Regions from separate parts of the Homo sapiens genome. Here region 1 is linked to region 2. A link is an interaction called in ENCODE POLR2A ChIA-PET data of the cell type or tissue named here. Cell type or tissue: Panc1. All regions are shown on one strand.

Region 1 (5,000 bases), 130 kb before region 2:
GGTGGAGGCTGCAGTGAGCCGAGATCACGCCATTGCACTCCAGCCTGGGCAACAAGAGCAAAACTCCATCTCAAAAGAAAAATAATAATAATAATAATGGTGCAAACTTTGGCCAGGCACAGTGGCTCAAGTCTATAATCCCAGCACTTTGGGAGGCCAAGGCGGGTGGATCACCTGAGATCAGGACTTCGAGACCAGCCTGACCAACATGGTGAAACCCCGTCTCTACTAAAAATACAAAATTAGCCAGGCCTGGTGGCGCACACCTGTAATCCCAGCTACTCAGGAGGCTGAGGCAGGAGAATCACTTGGATCCAGGAGGTGGAGTTTGCAGTGAGCTGAGATCGCACCATTGCACTCCAGACTGGGCAACAAGAGCAAAACTCCATCTCTAATAATAATAATAATAGGCCATCCATGGTGGTTCACGCCTGTAATCCCAGCACTTTGGAAGGCCGAGGCAAGCGTATCACCTGAGGTCGGGAGTTCACAAGCAGTCTGACCAACATGGAAAAACCCCGTCTCTACTAAAAATACAAAATTAGCTGGGCGTGGTGGCACATGCCTGTAATCCCAGCTATTAGGGAGGCTGGGGCAGGAGAATCCTTGAACCTGGGAGATGGAGGTTGCAGTGAGCCAAGATCGCGCCATTGCACTCCAGCCTGGGCAACAAGAGCGAAACTCCATCTCAAAAAATAATAATAATAAAAAAATAATAATAATGGTGCAAACTCTGAAGTTTACAACGTGGCTCCAAATGTATTACTAGTAGGATCACCATAGTGCAAGTGTTATCACCTTTAGAGACGAGGAAATAGAGATGTCAAGGCTTTTTTTTCTTCTAAGTCATTGGTATCTACTGTTATTTTATACTTCACAGCCACTTAAATTTAGATGCTAAATTTACATCAGAAATACTTGATCTATAATTAGATTTTATTAAATTTACTATGGATAAAAAGGCATTCACACACCCAAATTATTCTGGGCACTTAAAAGCTTTCCGGCTGGGCATGGTGGCTCACGCCTATAATCCCAGCACTTTGGGAGGCCGAGGCGGGCAGATCACCTGAGGTCAGGAGTCGAACTCCTGGCCAACATGGTGAAACCCCGTCTCTACTCAAAATACAAAAAATTAGCCAGGTGTGGTAGCACATTCCTGTAATCCCAGATACTCAGGAGGCTGAGGCAGCAGAATCACTTGAACCCAGGATGCAGAGGTTGTGGTGAGCCGATATCTCACCATTGCACTCCAGCCTGGGCAACAGAGTGAGACTCCGTCTCAAAAAAAAACAAAGCAAAAAAGAGGCCGGGCTTGGTGGCTCACACCTGTAATCCCAGCATTTTGGGAGGCCAAGTCGGATGGATCACCTGAGGTTGGGAGTTCGAGACCAAACTGACCAACATGGAGAAACCCTGTATCTACTAAAAATACAAAATTAGCCTAGCCGGGTGTGGTGGCACATGCCAATAATCCCAGGTACTCGGGAGGCTGATGCAGGAGAATCACTTGAACCCGAGAGGCGGAGGTTGCAGTGAGCCAAGAACGTGCCATTGCACTCCAGCCCGGGCAAAAAGAGCAAAACTCCGTCTCAAAACAAAAAAGTTTTCCAATAACTGAATCAAGTATCAGTATTTAAATTAAAACTTACATTAAAAGTAAAAGTAAACATTCAGGCCTGGCATGGTGGCTCACACCTGTAATCACAGCACTTTGGGGGCCAAGGCAGGTGGATCACCTGAGGTCAGGAGTTCGAGACCAGCCTGGCCAACATGGGGAAACCCCGTCTCTACTAATAATACAAAAATTAGCCAGGAGTGGTGGTGGGTGCCTGTAATTCGAGCTACTTGGGAGGCTGAGGCAGGAAAATCACTTGAACACAGGAGGCGGAGGTTACAGTGAGCTGAAATAGTGCCACTGCACTCCAGACTGGGCGACAGAGTGAGACTCAGTCTCATTAAAAAAAAAAAAAAAATGCTTCAATACATGTTAACTGCTGAGGAACATTACAACAATATAAACAGAAATAAGCTCAAAATGCATGTTGAAGCATTACAAAATACTGAAAAGGAATTTTTTTTTAAATACTGAATTCACAAGCTTATAGTTCACTTCTGTAACACAGCTGTTAACTCTTCCTTGGTTACTTACATAATGTTAGACTGAATTAAGTAGAATTTTCCTATGAAATTAGCTTTAAATAGTGAGTTGACTTGAATAATAATATATGCATCACTGTGCTTCAACATCCAGTCCATTTCTATTCTCTGTGACTTGTGTATGTCAATATATACCAGTGTCTTGTGGTTTCTCTCTTTTCAGTACCATTAGATATACAGTTGATTTTTTTTTTTGGAGACAGAGTCTCGCTCTGTCGCTGAGGCTGGAGTGCAGTGGCACAATCTTGGCTCACTGCAACCTTCGCCTCCCAGGTTCAAGCGATTCTCCTGCCTCAGCCTCCAAAGTAGCTGGGATTACAGGCCCACGCCGCCATGCCCTGCTAATTTTTTGTATTTCAGTAGAGACAGGGTTTCACCATGTCCCCCAGGCTGGTCTCAAACTCCTGAGCTCAGGCAATCTGCCTGGCTCACCCTCCCAAAGTGCTGGGATTACAGGCCTGAGCCACTGCACCCAGCCTTTTTTTTTTTTTTTTTTTTTCGGAGACAGGTTCTTACTCTGTCACCCAGCCTGGAGTGCAGTGATGCAATCAGAGCTCACCACAGCCTCTATCTCCTGCTCAAGTGATCCTCCTGCTTCATCCTCTCCAGTAGCTGGGACTATGGGCATCTGCCACAATGCCCAGCTCATTTTTTTTATTTTTATATATTTATTTTTTTGAAACGGAGTCTTCCTCTGTCACCTAGGCTGGAGTACAGTGGCAAGATCTTGGCTCACTGCAACCTCCATCTCCAAGGTTCAAGCGATTCTCCTGTCTCAGCCTCCCCGATAGCTGGGACTACAGGTGTGCGCCACCGCGCCCAGCTAATTTTTTATATTTTTGGTAGAGACAGGGTTTCGCCATCTTGGCCAGGTCAGTCTCAAACTCCTGGCCTCAAGTGATCCACTTGCCTCGGCCTCCCAATGTGCTGGGATTACAGGCAGGAGCCACCGCACCCAGCCGACCCCATCTCCTTAAAAAAGAAAAAAATCCACATATACATAGACCCACACAGGTCAAACCCATTTTGTTTAAGGGTCAACTGTACTTTTATTATTAGAATTCAATAAGAGATGAAATGAATGCTTGATGCCCCATCTTCAATTCTCCACTTCAGCGCAAGACGAATTGAGTAACAGGGACCAGGTTATATTGGAAAAAAAAAACATTTTTTGACAAAACGTAAGGACAAAAATGGTTTCCAATTGGCCAGGCATGGTGGCTCACGCCTGTAATCCCAGCACTTTGGGAGGCTGAGGCAGGTGGATCACGAGGTCAGGAGATCGAGACCATCCTGGCCAACACGGTGAAACCCCGTCTCTACAAAAAATACAAAAAATTAGCCGGGCATGATGGCAGGCACCTATAGTCCCAGCTACTCCGGAGGCTGAGGCAGGAGAATAGCGTGAACCCGGGAGGTGGAACTTGCAGTAAGCCGAGATCGCACCACTGCACTCCAGCCTGGGCGACAGAGTGAGACTCCGTCTCAAAAAAAAAAAAAAAAAAAAAATGGTTTCCAAGACCCTGAACATCAGAAAACAGAGAGTAATCCCTAAGAGATAGGAAACAAATGAGATGAGTCCTACAAGTGCCCCAGCTAACTGACTTGAGTAGTTTGTAGAATGTGCTACAAGGAAAAATAACTAAGGCAGAGCCTGGCAGATTCCTTGAGTTGAAAAGATAGATTTGATAGTCTGGGGAGACACAGGCAGCTAGAATTCACAGAACACAGCACCAGAGAAGAAAGAGCTGCATGGAGAGAAAACCCCAGAGACCTGCAGCGTCCCACTTGAGAGCTCAGCAGTGTATTGATCAGTACATGAGTATAAGGGCATTACCCACATCTGTCAAAAGAACCATCTAAAAAGATCAGAGGGAATAGTGCCCAGTGCTCACACAGGGCATGGAATAGTGCCTGTTCCTACACCAGGCAGATTAGAAATGTCATAATTCAGGCTGTGCGTGGTGGCTCACGCCTGTAATCCCAGCACTTTGGGAGCCCGAGGCAGGCAGATCACTTGAGGTCAGGAGTTCAAGACCAGCCTGGCCAACATAGTGAAACCCCGTCTTTACTAAAAATACAGAAATTAGCTGGGCATGGTGGCACATGCCTGTAATCCCAGCTCTCAGGAGGCTAAGGCAGGAGAATCACTTGAATCCGTGAGGTGGAGGTTACAGTGAGCTAAGATCGTGCCACTGCACTCCAGCCTGGGCAACAGAGCGAGACTCTGTCTCAAAAAAAAAATGTTGTTCTCCCTCTCCCCTCTCCGTCGTCTCCGTCTCCCGCTTTCCACGGTCTCCCCCTCTCCCTCATCTCCGTCTCCCGCTTTCCACCGTCTCCCTCTGCTGGACTGTACTGCCTCGATTTCGGCTCACTGCAACCTCCCTGCCTGATTCTCCTGCCTCAGCCTGCCGAGTGCCTGGGATTGTAGGGGCACGCTGCCACGCCTGACTGGTTTTTTTTTTGGTGGAGACGGGGTTTCGCCGTGTTGGCCAGGCTGGTCTCCAGCTCCTGACCTCGAGTCATCTGCCTGCCTCGGCCTCCTGAGGTGCCGGGATTGCAGACAGAGTCTCGCTCACTCAGTGCTCAATGTTGCCCAGGCTGGAGTGCAGTGGCGTGATCTCCGCTCACTACAACCACCACCTCCCAGCCGCCTGCCTTGGCCTCCCAAAGTGCTGAGATTGCAGCCTCTTCCCAGCCGCCACCCGGTCTAGGAAGTGAGGAGCGTCTCTGCCTGGCCGCCCATCATCTGGGATGTGAGGAGCCCCTCTGCCCGGCAGCCCAGTCTGGGAAGTGAGGAGCGCCTCTTCCCGGCCGTCATCCCGTCTAGGAAGAGAGGA
Region 2 (5,000 bases):
TTTAAGCATCCTCAGGTGAGGGTCATCCTGGGTTATCTGGGTGGGCCCTGAATGCCATCATAAGTGTCCTTGTGAGAGAGAGGTAGTGCGAGATTAGACACACACAGTTGGAAGGCCACGTGATGGTGGGAGCAGACATTGGGGTGTACAGCCACAAGTCCAGGAACACCCGCAGCCACCATAGGCAAGGCATGGGTTCTACCCTAGAGGCTCTGGAGGAAGTGCAGCTTTGCTGACACCTTAACTTCAGAGTTCTGGACTCCAGGACCTGTGAGAAAAAACTAGGCTGTTCTTTTAAGTCACTAAGTTCGTTGTAATTTGTTACAGCAGCCCAGGAAACTAATAAGAGAAGGCGGGGCAACAGGAGGTCTTTGCAGAGGCCTGTGATGGAGCTGTGGAGTGGGCATGTGAGGGTCCATGCAGCCCATGCAGACACCACACGTCCATGTGCAGTCTGCCTCTGTTGCAGTGCCCCGGCCTGTGGCTGATGGGGTCATGGGGACTCCCGGCAAGGACTTGCATTCATTCTCACATCTTGCCTCTGCCTTGTGCAGTGTGTTGTGATCTTGCCCACCACCCATGGCTCACACTGCATGGGAACTAGCCGCCTCCTTTTTCAACCCTTGTTAAGAAAGAATTTGTCTGGGTGACATCTGTCCTCTCTCTCCTCTGATGTTTTATCTTCTCTTTCTGTTGTTGGGCCAAGTTTTTGCTGCCTACAGCTGAAACTGCTCACAATTTCACATCATCCACTCTGTAAGGCAGGGCTTCTAGAACAGATAGTCCAGGGAGTTCTCACTCAGGGGGCTGCTCCCACTGGCATGGAGCTTCCTGAATGTAACTGCTCTGGCATCTTCTGCCGGGCACTGTTTTCTTTGAGCCGATGGAGTTCAGCTTTGTACCTGTCTGCACTTTGTTTAGCTTCCTCAGGAGGGTCTTTTAACCTCTACATTTTTGACCTATAAAATTTTTAATAAAATCTTGCAACTGGGGCCAAGCATGGTGGCTCATACCTGTAATCCCAGCACTTTGGGAGGCCAAGGTGGGAGGATCGCTTGAACCCAGGAGCTCCAGACCAGCCTGGGCAACATAATGAGACCCCCATCTCTACAAAAATAAAAATAAAAAATAAAATTAGCCAGGTGTGGTGGTGTGCGCCTGTGGTCCCAGCTACTCAGGAGGCTGAGGTGGAAGGATTGCTTAAGCCTGGGAGGTTGAGACTGCAGTGAGCTATGATTGTACCACTGCACTCCATCCTGGGCGACAGAGTGACACTCTGTCTTTAAAAAAAAAAAAAAAAACTTGCCATCAGCTCATAGATAACCAGCTTTCAAGTATATTTTAAAAATTCGGCTGGGAGCAGTGGTTCACACCTGTAATCCCATCACTTTGGGAGGCTGAGGCAGATGGATCACTTGAGGCCAGGAGTTCAAGACCAACTTGGTCAACATGGAGAAACTTCGTCTCTACTAAAAATACAAAAATTAGCTGGGCGCGGTGGCACATGCCTGTAATCTCATCTACTTGGGAGGCTGAGGCACTAGAATTACTTGAACCTGGGAACTGGAGGTTGCAGTGAGCCAGAATCGAGCCACTACACTCCAGCCTGGGCGATAGAGCAAGACTCTGTGTTAAGAAAAAAAAGTCCGGGTGCGGTGGCTCACACCTGCAATCCCAGCACTTTGGAAGGCCGAGGCGGGTGGATCACGAGGTCAGGAGATCAAGACCATCCTGGCTAACATGTGAAACCCCGTCTCTACTAAAAATACAAAAAATTAGCCGGGCGTGGTGGCGAGCGCCTGTAGTTCCAGCTACTCGGGCGGCTGAGGCAGGACAATGGCTTGAACCCGGGAAACGGAGCTTGCAGTGAGCCGAGATTGCGCCACTGCACTCCAGCCTGGGCGACAGAGCGAGACTCCGTCTCAAAAAACAAACAAACAAAAAATCTGTTTTCTTTTGGTCCCCAAAAAGCAAGCCGATTTTCCACTCATCTTTAAGCTTTGATACTTCCTCCAAGAGATTTTTTATTGTGTACCTTACTTCCTTGAAAAGGTTTCATTGTTTTGGGTTTCTCTTCATTGTCTGATTAAACACTTAAACAATGTTCTTTTATAATTTATCTTCATCTGTCGTTCAGTTATGTGTTGTCTTCCTCCGCCGCCCCGCACAGGAAAGTGAACTCCCTAGAAGAAAATGGCTCCCCAAAATTATATGCTCCGAACTCCTCCTGACAAACAGACAGGTTTTCAGGCAGAGGGACCACTAGACCTCCGTGAAGGCTCAGGAAGCGCGGGGCCCTGCCGCTTTGCCCGGAGGGAACCTGGTGGGCGGCCTGCATCACACCCCCATCCCACTCCAGCCCCTTGGGGGCTTCCCATTCTAGACACCCTAGTGCCAGAGCGTTAGAGTCGCCAGGTCCTGCTGGGCCTTGATCCTCTCTGTGGTCTGTTATCCTGGCTATCTTTTGGGCTCCATTTCTAGCTGTTTCGTGGGTTTCACAGAGAAAGTTTCTTGGTAGGAAGGATGGGAGCCCAGGAGTGTCCAGTGGGAGGCATGACTTTGGTATTAGTGACATTGCCCGGAAACAGTGCGTTTGAAGCCGCTGTCCCTGCTCTCTGCAGGCTCCCCGCTCTCTGTGGTGCCCCCGGGGAGTGGCAAGAAGCGGCATCCATCATCTCCCTCGGCCCAGCCCGGGCCTACGGCGTTCACCGGAGCCTCAGCCCCGCCCCCTCCAACTGACTCAGCCCGCCCCGCGCCCAGATGGCCAATCACTGGCTTAGCTCCTAATGCGCCACAAAGGCACTGGCAGTCTGGCCCCGCCCCAGCCCAGGACGCGCTGTTGCCATGGTGACGGTAAACCGGCTTGGTCTGAGTAGCCAAGCTCGCGTGTGAGACCCCTGCACAGACACTCAAGGGGCAGGTGAGGGGCGGAGGGGCCACGGTTGCGAGAAAAGAGGCCCTCCAAAGCCCCCGCAGCCCTCCTTGTTGGTTAGTGAAGATTTTGGCCCCACCTCGCGTCTCTTCACCGCTTCTGTCATCTTCCCGGATTCCTTCAGCGTCTACCTTGGTCTCTTGGGGCCTTCGCTCCTTGACCGCGAAAACAAAGTCGCTTCTTTCCTAAAAGTCTTCCTTTCTTCCTCAAAGTAATCATTCTTCAGGTATCTTGAGCAAAGTGCACAGAGAGCCGAGCCTCCTGAAGGCCGCTCCCTTTGTCAGGGATTGGAGTAGGGTTGGGCCAACTTGGCAGTTCCGCCCAATTCTGACTGGCAGGACCAGAAACCAAGGACTCTCTGTCTGTGGTATGGGCAAGTGGCCTTGGTAAATGACGTGGGGAGCTGCGGAGGCATCCATGACTTTCTTCCTTTTTTTCCTTTCTTTCCTTTCCTTCCTTTCCTTCCTTCCCTCCCTCCCTCTCTCTTTCTTTCTTTTTCTTCATTTATTTCTTTTTTTTTTTGATACGGAGTTTTGCTCTGTCGTCCAGGCTGGAGTGCAATGGTGCGATCTCGGCTCACTGCAACTTTTGCCTCCCGGGTTCAAATCATTCTCCTGCCTCAGCTTCCTAAGTAGCTGGGATTACAGGTGCGTGCCACCAAGCCCAGCTAATTTTTGTATTTTTTAGTAGAGATGGGGTTTTGCCGCGTTGGCCAGACTGGTCTTGAACTCCTGACCTCAGCTGATCTGCCCGCCTTGGCCTCCCAAAGTGCTGGGATTACAGGCATGAGCCACCATGCCTGGCCAACACCCTGTTGTTTAAGCCACTTTGGCCAGGATTTCCTGTACTTGAACCTGGAAGCATCCTTTATAATATGCCATCCTTATGATAACACCTCTGTCCCACTGTGAACACCCATGAGACTCTAGACCTCAGTATTACCAGTCACTGCACCCTCTCCGAATCTCCAGGTCAGCCATCTCCCTCCCATACCCTGCCCAGCCTTCCGGTGGACCTCACCATCTCTTTGAAGGCCTTTCCTCACTTGGCTTGAGACAGCATTCCCTGGTCTTCAGCCTTTCTCAGGGGGCCTCCCTGGGTCTCACTTTCTCACCTTTGTGGTGGCAGTGGTGCAGCCTCCATCCAGCCTTGGACCCTTCTTTTGATCTCTTCACCCTCCTTAAATGAAGGTATCGAGCCATGATTTTTAAATTTCATCTGCATGCTGACTCCCCAAGCCACTGTCTCCAGCTTGTTTTTATAGACACAGGCTCAAGCAGCCAACTGCCTCACACACATCATGCTTGGATGCTGTATTAGTCCGTTCTCACACTGCTGAAGAAAGGCCTGAGACTGGGTAATTTATAAACAAAAGAGGTTTAATTGGCTCACAGTTCTGCAGGCTGTACAGGAAGCATGGCAGCATCTGCTTCTGGGGAGGCCTCAGGGAGCTTTCACTCATGGCAGAAGGCAGAGCGGGAGCAGGTGTCTCACATGGCAGGACCAGGAGCAAGACAGGGAATGGGGAGATGCCCCACACTTTCAAACAGTCGGATCCCTCCCGAACTCACTCACTAAGAGGAGAACAGTGCCGAGGGGATGGTGCTGACCCATTCATGAGAACTCCGCCCCCATGATCAAATTACCTCCCGCCAGGCCCCACCTCCAACACTGGGGATTACAATTGAACAGGAGATTTGGGTGGCGACACAGATCCAAACCATATCAGATATCTAATGCCCATTTCAAATTGAGCATGTTCGAAATAGAATTACTGATGTCTCATGTGTCCGTGTGAAGAGACCACCAAACAGGCTTTGTGTGAGCAACAAGGCTGTTTATTTCACCTGTGTGCAGGCGGGCTGAGTCTGAAAAGAGTCAGCAAAGGGTGGTGGGATTATCATTAGTTCTTATAAGTTTGGGGATAGGCAGTGGAGTTAGAAGCAATGTTTTGTGGGCAGGGGGTGGATCTCGAAAAGTACGTTCTCAAGGGTGGGGAGAATTACAAAGAACCTTCTTAAGGGTGGGGGAGATTATAAAGAACCTTCTTAAGGGTGGGGGAGATTAC

Evidence for each region. Peaks named below come from ENCODE experiments on the same cell type or tissue, not always from the same donor. Only the 100,000 strongest peaks of a DNase experiment are listed, where the experiment ranks them.
Region 1: POLR2A ChIA-PET joins it to region 2 with 8 read pairs; 7 of 35 experiments call an interaction of 5 or more read pairs at or near these places.

Annotation. Positions count from the first base shown.
Region 1 is chr10:43,446,655-43,451,654 of GRCh38, reverse strand. All of the region lies in intron 1 of ZNF487 (zinc finger protein 487), which reads right to left. Among named protein-coding and RNA genes, the nearest start is that of ZNF487, 12 kb to the right of the region's middle. In Panc1, no CTCF peak of the experiment used is centred here; no DNase peak of the experiment used is centred here.
Region 2 is chr10:43,320,736-43,325,735 of GRCh38, reverse strand. LINC02633 (long intergenic non-protein coding RNA 2633) reads right to left here and starts at 2,742. Exons shown (of 2, transcript XR_945901.3): 1 at 2,036-2,742. The region is part of intron 2 of LOC105378271 (a long non-coding RNA gene); the gene reads right to left. In Panc1, no CTCF peak of the experiment used is centred here; no DNase peak of the experiment used is centred here; H3K4me3 peaks cover 518 bases.